2 separate regions of the Homo sapiens genome follow, and region 1 is linked to region 2. Evidence: chromatin contacts called from ENCODE POLR2A ChIA-PET data. All regions are on one chromosome and are shown on one strand. The core of a region is the stretch at or near the end of the contact, and the rest is flanking DNA. Distances in the headings are between cores, read along the strand shown. Region 1 holds the start of LINC02166 (long intergenic non-protein coding RNA 2166). Region 2 overlaps ANKRD11 (ankyrin repeat domain containing 11).

Region 1 (5,358 bases), core at 2,859-5,358, 240 kb after region 2:
GCCGTAGGTATCAGACATGCAAAAAACCCTTGCGAGGTACTGCAAAAGGCCAATCTTAGGTTACAATAGCATTGTTATCTGCAGGACCTCTGGAATAATGGCTGATAATTGTTTATGTCTACATCTTAGCCAAATTCAGGCTCCTCTCCTCTCCCTAGCCTGGTGGCCCCTCATTAGTTTTACAAATACAGTTGAGTTTTGGGGAGGGGCTATTATCATGTAAACTATAAACATCTCCCAAAGCTAGCCCAAGAATAACTGAAGGCAGCTTGAAGGCTAAAGGTCAAAGGGGGTTTGGCTACATCAGATCTTCCCCAATTGGCATAATTTTCTCAATGATACAATTTTTGTGGCCGGGCTCGGTGGCTCACGCCTGTAATCCCAGCACTTTGGGAGGCCAAGGCGGGCAGATCACGAAGTCAGGAGATTGCAACCATCCTTGTCAACACAGTGAAACCCCGTCTCTACTAAAAATACACAAAAAATTAGCCGGGCGTGGTGGCGGGCGTCTGTAGTCCCAGCTACTTGGGAGGTTAAGGCAGGAGAATGGCGTGAACCTGGGAGGCGGAGCTTGCAGTGAGCCGAGGTCGCACCACTGCACTCCAGCCTGGGCGACAGAGCAAGACTCCGTCTCAAAAAAAAAAAAAAAAAAAAAAGCCTACATGGTAAATATTTATTCTTGCTACAGTTTATACAAATAACCAGGCCAAGTACAATAAGACTAAAACTTATTTTGAAAACAAATCAGTACTACCTGATTTCACTTTGGTAAAAATAGGAGACTAGAGAGAGAAAAATTATGTTTCAAAATAAACTATAGTATACCTGTTATTAGATTCTAGCCTTGCCTAAGGTTTTTCAACTTTTATTATTTTCTCTTTTTTTGTTTGTTTATTTGTTTTTTCAGACAGGGTCTCACTCTGTCACCCGGGCAGTGGTGTGGTATCAGTTCACTGCAACCTCTGCCTCCTGGGTTCAAGTGATTCTCGTGCCTCAGCCTCCCGAGTAGCTGGGATTATTGGTGTGCACCACTATGGCCAGCTCATTTTTTTGTATTTTTAGTAGAGATGCGTTTCACCATGTTGGCCAGGCTAGTCTCGAACTCCTGACCTCATGATCCACCGGCCTCGGCCTCCCAAAGTGCTGGGATTATAGGCATGAGCCACTGCGCCGGGCCAAAGCCGTGCTTTTCTTAAAGCTCTGCGAACGAAAGCTAGACAACTTAAACCTCAGAAGAGAATAATGGTACCTATTTATATACATAAACCACTTTCACGCCTGCCTGCTGTGTATGGACTTCAGAGGAACACAGCCTACGTCAGTTTTCTAGGATTGTTCTCTCCACGTGCTCTTTGTTTTCTTTCTTTCTTCTTCCCTCTATTTTCCTCCCTCCCTCCCTTCCTTCCTTCCTTTCACAAAGTCTCACTCTGTTACCCAGGCTGGAGTGCAGTGGCACGATTTTGGCTCACTGCAACCTCCGCCTTCCGGGTTCAAGCGATTCTCCTGCCTCAGCCTCCCGAGTACCTGGGACTACAGGCAACCACCACCACACCCAGCTAATTTTGTTAGTTTTAGTAGAGACGGGGTTTCACCATGTTGGCCAGGCTGGTCTCGAACTCCTGACCTCAAGTGATCTGCCTACCTCGGCCTCCCAAAGTGTTGGGATTATAGGCATGAGCCACTGTGCCTGGTCACAACACCTGCATTTTCTTTTTTTTTTGTTTTTTTTTTTGAGACAGAGTCTCACTCTGTCACCCAGGCTGGAGTGTAGTGGTGTGATCTTGGCTCACTGCAAGCTCCGCCCCGTGGGTTCACACCATTCTCCTGCCTCAGCCTCCCGAGTAGCTGCAACTACAGGCACCCGCCACCATGCCTGCCTAATTTTTTGTATTTTTTAGTGGAGATGGGGTTTCACTGTGTTAGCCAGGATGGTCTCTATCTCCTGACCTCGTGATCGACCCGCCTCAGACTCCCAAAGTGCTGGGATTACAGGCATGAGCCACCACGCCTGGCCAACACCCCCATTTTGTATACCACACTCAACTCCCCCATTTTCTACATGCTGATCAAAACCAATCTGAATGGAGTCTAGGTCTGGCTGTGGGCTGTTGGGAAGAGGCCCCCAAATCTGGCCATCAACTGGCCGCAAAACTGGCCATAAACAAAATCTCTGCTGCACTGTGACATGCTCATGATGGCCATGACTCCCACACTGGAATGAGGGCAAGGAACACCTGGCCCACCCAGGGCGGAAAACCGCTTAAAGGAGTTCCTGAACCACAAACAATAGCATGAGCGATCTGTGCCTTAAGGACGTGCTCCTGCTGCAGATAACTAGCCAGACCCATCCCTTTATTTCCCGTAAGAAGTGCTTTTAATCTATAATCTATAGAAACAATGCTTATCACTGGCTTGCTGTCAATAAATATGTGGGTAAATCTCTGTTCGAGGCTTTCAGCTTCGAAGGCTGTGAGACCCCTGATTTCCCACTCCACACCCTATATTTCTGTGTGTGTTTCTTTAATTCCTCTAGCGCCGCTGGGTTAGGGTCTCCACGACCGAGCTGGTCCCGCAGTGGGCAGTGGTTTGGGCCCGACCGAGCTGGTCCCGCAGTGGGCGGTGGTTTGGGCCCGACCGAGCTGGTCCCGCAGTGGGCGGTGGTTTGGGCCCGACCGAGCTGGTCTCGCAGTGGGCGGTGGTTTGGGCCCGACCGAGCTGGTCTCGCAGTGGTTTGGGCCCTGCTTGCTCGACTGGATTTCAACAGTGAAGCCAGATTAGAGGACATGCTGGCTGCCCCGATCCTGGACCTGGACCAATGGTGCTTCCTAAACATTCCATGTCAACTTTTCTTTTTCCACCTTCCAGGGCTGGGCTGTGAAAGAGATTGGAGAGGCAGGTGCCTGTGAGAGAAGCTTCTACCAGCCTGGGAAGTCAGGTCTTCCATGAGTGAGGGGAGGTATCTACTTTGCCAAACCTTGTTAGGGAATGCTGACATAGCTGCCTCTTCCTGCCCAGAAGCTAAGCTTGAATGCCACCCCTCACAGAGCTTCTCTCCTGTCTTTCACTCACTCCTGCTTATTTCTGTGACAGAACTTGACAGCATGGACATTGCCACTTGCTTCCTTCAGTCTCCTGGAGTCCCCATGTCCTGAACACAGAGGAGGCACCCAAATGCTTGCTGAAGCCACATCCCTGGACCAAGTGACCTGACCCTCACCTGGAGGACCTTCACCTTCACCTCTCACCTGGAGGACCCTCTCACCTGGAAGACTCTCTCACCTGGAGGACCACCCCACCTGAAGGACTCCCAACTGGAGGACCCTCTTACCTGGGGGACCCCCTCCGCTGGAGGACCCTCTCACCTGGAGGACCCTCTTACCTGGAGGGCCCTTCACCTGGGGGACTCCCCCACCTAGAGGATCCTCTTACCTGGAGGTCCCCTCACCTGGGGAACCCCCCCCCCACCTAGAGGATCCTCTTACCTGGAGGGCCCTTCACCTGGGGAACCCCCCCCCCCCACCTAGAGGATCCTCTTACCTGGAGGACCCCCCACCGAGAGGACCCTCCCCCCCCACCTGGAGGACCTCCCCACATGAAGGACTCCCACCTGGAGGACCTTCTTACCTGGGGGAACCCGTCTCACCTGGAAGACCTTCACCTGGGTAATCGCCGTGGCCTCCCACTACGGCGCAGCCGGGTCGGCTGCCCGGGCTTCACCCTAAAATAAGGCCCGAACTGCAGCAGTCGGAGCCGATCCCTGGAGCCCAGCGCCTAGGGCGGACCCGCGGGAGCGTCTCTTGGTAACCGTTGCTAAGGAGAGGAAGCCCGGGAAGGAGCTTTCGCGCCTGCGCCGCGGGGCCGTCCGCGTCTGCGCCTGCGCGCAAGAGAGGCGGGGCCAGCGCTCGGCATGGCGGAGCCAGATCTGGAGTGCGAGCAGATCCGTCTGAAGTGTATTCGTAAGGAGGGCTTCTTCACGGTGCCTCCGGAACACAGGGTGCGCGGGGTGCCACCCGGGCAGCTCTGCCCGCCTCGCTAGCGGCACTGCCCGGCTGGGTCTGGGGAGCCTCGTGTCGCGCTGCCGCGCCGAGGCTTCCGGCACGGGCGGGAACGACAGTCCCAGAGTTCCCCGCGGCGGGGGCGGAAGCCGGGGCGGGGCGGGCTCAGGACCCCCGACAGCCGGTCCCTGGAGATCTGAGGGGCCGGGGCGGGCTCAGGGATGCCTCGCGCCCGCGGAGAGACGGGCCCGGGACTTGGGAAGAGCAAGCTCCGGGATCCAGCTCGGGCGCTGCTGGGTTCAGCGCCCGAGCTGGGCTTTGCAGGCTGAGCCGCGAGCCACTTGTTTGTGGGGAGAATTTACACCCGCGACGAGTTCGAGCTTGAAGGCTCCCGCTGGGCTTGGGCTGCATGGAGCGGGGTCCAGCGCTGCCTGGCGGCTTCACGCGAACCCTGGGCGCGTCCCTTGCGGAGGTGCCGGTGCCTCCCTCTGCAGAGACCAGGAGAGAGCCTCTGGGCGTTGGGCGGTGTTGCCCAGGTGCACGGCTGGTGGGGGTGGAGAGCCCTGAACTTTGGCCGCTGGTTTGTGTTTTTAACTGCTGGCTGGTGCTCTGAGAGGCCAAGCCACGTGTTCAGTAAGAATCATTAACAGATCGTGGCTGGATGACAACAGGAGCCACACTTTACTCATCCAGACGTGCAGCAGGCGCTCACCGCGTTGAGAGCCGTGTGCTGGACTCTGGGGTGAAGTAGTGAGTTGGCCTTTTCTTTTTTGTTGTTTTTTTGAGACAGGGTCTAGCGCTCTCGCCCAGGCTGGAATGCAGTGGCGTGATCACGGCTCAGTGCATCGTCAGCCTCCTGGGCTCAAGTGATCTTCCTGCCTCGGCCTCCCAAGTGCTGGAATTACAGGCGTGAGCCACCGCCCCCAGCCTGGCCTGGCATTTCTTTGAGTTCAGGAAGTGTGACAAGGATTTGGACACCCAGAAATAAGCGTGTCGAGAAGAGCACAAGCAGAGGATGTGAGAAGGGGAATTAAGGCGGGAAAGGGAGTTTGAGACTAGGCCATCAGTGAGTGACAGGCCAGATGCTTCTGACTCGGTCCCCAGGTGTCAGGAAGGAATCAGACTGAGGACAAATGCGGCCAGTGGCTCACACCTGTAATCTCAGCAATCTGGGAGGCTGAGGTGGGAGGATTGCTTGAGCCCAGGTTTGATACTGAGGGTTAAGAGAAGGGAAGCCGGGAAATGGGGGCTGTGAGGTTTCAAACCTTGCTACGTGTGCTTTTTTTTTTTTTTTTTTTTTTGAGACGGAGTCTCATTCTGTCACCCAGGCTGGAGTGCAGTGGCGCAGTCTCGGCTCACTGCA
Region 2 (6,427 bases), core at 2,282-4,781:
CCGTTTCGAACCACTGGCTGAGCAAATTCAGCCTCTCTGAGGTTCAGGTAAACTAAGAGGTCATCTCCTTGGGGCGTAAGATGCTACCCCTGAAGCAACATCACACCTCTCATGGACGTCACTATCATCCTCCACCCCAACCTGCAAACATACCTAGGACCAGTGCCCCAGCCCCAAGGAGCCACAGAGGCTGAGGATGATCCGTCCTCCAAATGCTCAGGCTACTCTGAAGCAGGAAACAAAGACAGCAATAACCACAAGCACAGGGACAATGTCCTGCCTGACACCTGAATTCTTACTCTGATATCTCAACATCCTCTTCAATAAAATCAGGAAATAACTGTATTTTTTTAAAAAAACGATTTTGAGCCCGGGCACTGTGGCTCACGCCTATAGTCCCAGCACTTTGGGAGGCTGAGGCAGGCAGATCACCTGAGGTCAGGAGTTCGAGACCAGCCTGACCCACATGGAGAAACCCCGTCTCTACTAAAAATACAAAATTAGCCAGGTGGTGCATGCCTGTAATCCCAGCTACTCAGGAGGCTGAGGCAGGAGAATCACTTGAACCCAAGAGGCAGACATTGTGGTGAGCGGAGATCGTGCCATTGCACTCTGGCCTGGGCAACAAGAGCGAAACTCCGTCTCAAAAACAAAAACAAAAAAAAAAATTTTTTGTTAAAAAAAAAAAAAAAAAAACCAGCCTAGTATATGTTCCTGCCTAAGAGAATATGAAGCTTTGTTTTGTTCTTCAGATGGATCCACACTTAGAACCACCATCTTTAAAAAAAAAAAACTGTTTAAAAAGGACTTCCAATTGCATTTCATGAAGGCAGTGGGTAGAAAATCCTTGATCAGTCCCTAATTGGGTGTGTTTTCCATGAATGAGCTATTGGGATACAGAGTGTCGAGAACAAGAAAACAGCTTCTAATATGAAAACAGATGAGGTTCTCCTAAAGCTTCTGTGACAGCTGCATCTAAACAGTTTAACACTGAGGTGGACGGGCGCAGTGGCTCACGCCCCTAATCCCAGCACTTTGGGAGGCCCAGACAGGCAGATCGCTTGAGCCCTGGAGTTCGAGACCAGCCTGGTCAACATAGCAAAACCCCATCTCTACAAAAAACACAAAACTTATCCGGGTGTGGTGGCAAGCATCTGTACTCCCAGCTGACAGGGAGGCTAAGAAGGAAAGGTCACTTAAGCTCAACAGGCAGAGGTGGCAGTGAGCTGTGATCATGCCACTGCACTCCAGCCTGGGTGACAGAGCGAGCCCCCGTCTCAAACAAAAACAAAAACCAAAAAAAACCCACAGACTCAATTCTGGCTGCCAGGCCATCAAGGGCTGTGAAGTGAAGCCCTGAGATCCTTGTGGCAGGACCCTGGACACACAATGACAGTGCCACCAGCCACAGCCATGCCCAGCAAGCAGCTTCCTGTCCAGTGAGCACCAAGGGGCCCTTCTCACACACAGCCTCCCACTCAAACCTCGAGCATCCGCTTCTCTCCTCCTCCACTCTGGGGCACAGAGGCTCTCGCCAGCCCCCACAGCTGCTTCTCCGCTTGTCACCCTGCCACACACCCTCTGTCCCTGCAGTTCCAGGGACAGCCGAGGTGTTCTCACTCTGCACCAAGTGCCTCACGGGCCAGGTCCTGCTTAAAGCCTGAATGAAGCAAAGCTTGGAAAGGACCCAACACAACCTGCCACCAACTGAATGCCTGCCATCCCTCCCCACCCTACGAAGACACTGCATGAAAGCCACCGAGCACGTGACTGCATGACCCCCACACAAAGGGCACGTCCATCGTTCCAACTACAAAGCTCCACGTCCAACACCAGTGGCCTCCTCACCCCCAATGCATATTTGCAACCCATTAGTACCAAAAGTTTAATCACTATTGCTGCCCTGTCTCCTACTACCCCATTCCTTGCCCTCATTAAACTCCTAAAGACAGTGGTCCCTAGATGCCTCCCTCTCTTCCCTATCCAGCGACTTATCACAAACACCCCAACACCCTTTCCTCTCCATCAGATATCACTGAACCTCAACAAGGGGGCCTGAGGTGCCAAAGAAACATCACATAGCACGATCTAGAGTGTAGCAACCACACAGCTAACACCCAAATCAGAGGGTCCTCATGATCCCATCCATGCACCCACATCCCGGCTGTCGTCCACAATCCTACGAATCAGAGGGTCCTCGTGATCCCCATCCGTGCACTCACACTCCCTGCTGTGGTCCACAATCCTACAACAATGCTCCACTCTTGGCCTCGTACCCTAAGTGTCCACATTCCACCTGTTCTCACTCCTCCTACACAGCCACCTTTGGCCCTAAGAACACTGCATCCGGACACGCAGGCCCTCGGCCTCCCAAAGTGCTGGGATTACAGGCGTGAGCCACCGCGCCTGGCCCAACATCATGTATTTATTACATGTACCAGCATTTATCTAATATTTTCCTAAAATACAATAACTTTTTCTTTTTTTTTTTTTTTTTGGAGACAAAGTCTCACTCTGTCACCCAAGCTGGAGTGCACTGGCACAATCTCAGCTCACTGCAACCTCCACTTCCCAGGTTCAAGCAATTGTCCTGTCTCAGCCTCCCAGGTAGCTGGGACTACAGGCGCCCACCACCACGCCTGGCTCATTTTTGTATTTTTAGTAGAGACAGGGTTTCACCATATTGGTCAGGCTGGTCTCCAACTCCTGACCTCAGGTGATCCGCCCACCTTGGCCTCCCAAAGTGCTGGGATTACAGGCATGGAGAGTTGGGCCATCTATTCTCTCACTGAAGCAGGGATGACTTTGTCACATGCACCCTTGCAGACACTGGGCACCTTGCAGACAGTGGGCACCCTGCAGACAGTGGGCACCTTGCAGACACTGGGCACAGGAATTCAGTAAGACTGATAGGTGATGTTTTTAGTTAGGGAGAATATATGTGCAAATTATTTCCATGTAATATAAAAAGAAAAAGTCTCAACTGTAAAATGAGCATAAACAGTCCAATGGTGAAACCTTTTCTCAAAAATCTGAATTGAAAGGACAAGTTATATTAGTGCTCAAGAAAAACTTCTCCCTGATCTGTCAGAATTCACACCATGAGTTCCAAATCACACGAAAGTACTCAAAGTCTTGGCCAAAGCAAACCTACTACAGCACCTAAACACAAATCTCCATTTTCTTTTTTCTTAAATTAGCCTTACTACTATATTATTAAAACTCTCAAACCAAAAGTTGAAACTAAAAATTGAAGTATTTTATAAAGGACATAAGCACAAAAATACCTTCCAAATAATCTTCAAATACGCCTAATTAAAAGCAGGCATTTAATTGCACAAATTTAATGAATTTAACATTTAAAAGTAAAGTTAAACTGCTTCTGAGGCCTTACAGTACCCTAAAATCATTTTCAAAGTCCAAGACGAGACGGTGCTGGACTAGCAGTCCTAGAAAAACCCTCACCAGCACCGCCCCGTCCACCGGAGCGCACGTGAGTCCCGGCATGCGGGCAGGGCAGGAGAGCTCTTTCTATCCCCACCCACCTCTGGCTCACTCCATGAGCACAAGCAAAGCAGTGCCCCGGACCTGGCATCTGTTCATGTTTTACTTGCCCATATCACCATTGTATTTAGTTCTTGGTAGCAGCCATCAACCATCATAAAGCAGCTTCTTTTATTCTTTGCTACTTCAAATCACACATGAAAAAGAAAATGCAAGAATAGAAACACAGAAATGGAAATGGGCCAGGTGTGGTGGCTCACACCTGTAATCCCAGCATGTTGGGAGGCTGAGGCCGGAGGATTGCTTGAGCCCAGGAATTTAAGACCTGCCTAACCAACACAGTGAAACCCAGTCTCTACAAAAAAAAAAAAAAAAAGAAAAATTTGCAGGCATGAGGAATGTTGGTGCATGCCTGTAGTCCCAACTACTTGGAGGCTGAGGTGGGAGGATCACTCGAGGTGGGGTGGTCGAGGCTACAGTGAGCCGTGATCCCACCACTGCATTCCATCCTGGGTGACAGAATGAGACCCTGTCTCAGAAAAAAAGAAACACAGACATGGAGAGAGAAGGCAGCTATCATGGGGCAAATTTAAACCAGGATCTCTGGAAATGCGTTATTTTTTTTTTAAATTATACCCACACACCCCTTCCACATTCTTCTATACTTAGAAAGGGGGTGTGCAGGCCGGGCGTGGTGGCTCATGCCTGTAATCCGAGCACTTTGGGAGGCCGAGGCAGGCAGATCACCTGAGGTCGAGAGTTCGAGACCAGCCTGACCAACATGGAGAAACCCCGTCTCTACTAAAAATACAAAATTACCAGGGCGTGGTGGTACATGCCTGTAATCCCAGCTACTCGGGAGGCTGAGGCAGGAGAATCACTTGAACCTGGGAGGTGGAGGTTGCAGTGAGCCGAGATTGTGTCACTGCACTCCAGCCTGGGCAACAAAAGCGAAACTCCATCTCAAAAAAAAGAAAAGTGTGCATACCAACCTGGTGAGCTAGGTAAGGTGCTCACATACTGGCAACAGAAAGCAGGTGACATGATCAAAGTCATAGACAGGCAGAGCCACACTGAAGAATGCAGTCCTGGCTACAGGTCCCAGCTCCTGCTTCACTGAGCACCCTGAGGGAGCCCTTCCTAAGCAAGGGGAGCCCTGCCTAAGCACTGGGGAGCACTTTATCTCACAACAGGAAAAGGCATTCTTTCCCCTCAGTTTCTCAGAGACCCAGTGACTTCAGGATTTGCAAACAATTGTGTTACTGAATGTGTCACACTCTGCTCCAGCTGCAGGGAAGAACCTGAGTGATGAGAGTACATGATTCTGACTCTGACCCTGACTTCCTCTTAACCTCCATACCCAAATCAAGACCTGTGCATGGAGCTGGCTCAGACCGGGGAGCCAGATGCTGTCTGAAAATATGCCATCAATTCTTTCTACTCACTTAAAATTCAAGTACCTAAGACATTCACCCCCCATTTTGTAAAAAAGCAAACAAAAACATAAGACTCAGAGACAGAATGTAAGAATACAACGAAGTATACCTGGCTGGAAGAACAGCTTTTACAGTGACAGCAACACCCTAATGGGCCCTCAAGACAAACTTGTGCCTCCCTCCGACGGTGTACAAGGAGTTAGGACTTTCCTGTGACCCTCAACAAATACTTGCAAGTATAAAGTTCGTTTTAACTTCTAGACCCGCTTTGTTTTAGTACTGATTGCAGAAGAGGGCTGACAATCCCAAGCTCTAAGCCTTTCTTGTGATTATCATTCCCAAATTCTCTTTCGCTATGCATACATTCCTAAACTCCTACTTTCTCCAAATTCTCAAAACATTCTATTTTACAGAGAGAGACAGGGTCTCACTATGGTGTCCAGGCTGGTCTCTAACTCCTCGCCTCAAGCAATCCTCCTACCCCAGCCTCCAAAACTGGCGGGATTACAGGCGTGAGCCACCATGCCTGGCCTGTCAAGACATTCTAAATTCTATTTTGTTCAATTTAATATCACACAGAAACTAAATATGCCTTCCATCAGCCATGAAAATGACTAATGAAAATGTAAATGACCACGTGGCCCAATCCTGGTTTCCATGGGAAGACCAGCTGGCTCACCACCCAGCTAAGAGTTATGGCCTAAATCAGAGGTGATCGGGGTGATCAGAGGTGAGCAAAGCACTGTTTCTGTAAAGTTTTAGTTTTATTGGAACACAGCCATACACAGCCATGCTTTTGCTTCAATGGCAAAGTTAAGTAGTTTCAACAGAGAAACCTATGGCTGGCAAAGTTCTTTACCACTTGGTCCTCTGTAGAAAAAGTTTGCCAATGCCTGGCCTATGTCAGAATTCTAACTACATCTCTACAGACTAGCCTAACAAGTGGGTCAAGTGCTAATAGTTTTAAGGGTGTTTCGGGTTTTTGTTTTAAAAGTTAATTATCTGTAAAGACAAATCAATGGAGACAGATAGTAGATTAGTGGCTGCCTGGGGTGTGAACAGATTAACTGTGAATTGACAGGAGGGATCTTACTGAAGTGCCAAAAATTTTCTAAAATTGGATTATGGTGATGATTTCACAAATTACTTTTTTTTTTTTTTTTTTGAGACGAAGCCTCACTCTGAGGCCCAGGCAGGAGTGCAGTTGTGTGATCTCAGCTCACTGCAGACTCCGCCTCCCGAGTTTTCAAGCAATCCTCACACCTCAGCCTCCCAAGTAGCTAAGATTACTAAAGGCACATGCCATCAAGACTGGTTAATTTTTGTATTTTTAGTAGAGACAGAATTTCGCAGTGTTGGCCAGGCTGGTCTCAAACTCCTGACCTCAGGTGATCTGCAAGCCTCGGCCTCCCAAAGTGCTGGGATTACAGGCTAGAGCCACCGCACCTGGCCCATTTCACAAATTACTTTTAGTAAGCAAACTTAAC

Evidence for each region. ChIA-PET counts read pairs that join two places held with the same protein, here RNA polymerase II (POLR2A).
Region 1: POLR2A ChIA-PET joins it to region 2 with 13 read pairs in H1. The contact joins the promoter of LINC02166 here to the enhancer-like site in region 2. POLR2A ChIA-PET finds 5 or more read pairs at or near these places in 2 of 52 experiments (H1 and Panc1).

What each region holds. Positions count from the first base shown.
Region 1 is chr16:89,682,804-89,688,161 of GRCh38, forward strand. It overlaps LINC02166 (long intergenic non-protein coding RNA 2166), which reads right to left and starts at 4,109. Exons shown (of 3, transcript NR_184152.1): 1 at 3,644-4,109; 2 at 2,007-2,872; 3 at 1-373. It overlaps CDK10 (cyclin dependent kinase 10), which reads left to right and starts at 3,886. Exons shown (of 13, transcript NM_052988.5): 1 at 3,886-3,994. The coding sequence starts at 3,908. RefSeq lists a silencer at 4,071-4,320.
Region 2 is chr16:89,445,325-89,451,751 of GRCh38, forward strand. All of the region lies in intron 1 of ANKRD11 (ankyrin repeat domain containing 11), which reads right to left. LOC101927817 (a long non-coding RNA gene) reads left to right here. Exons shown (of 3, transcript NR_110932.1): 2 at 5,520-5,670. Among named protein-coding and RNA genes, the nearest start is that of ANKRD11, 42 kb to the right of the region's middle. RefSeq lists a silencer at 4,737-4,816. Within about 2 kb of position 3,532, at least 3 of the 41 ENCODE cell types and tissues checked have a DNase peak (open chromatin) inside an H3K27ac peak, as active enhancers do.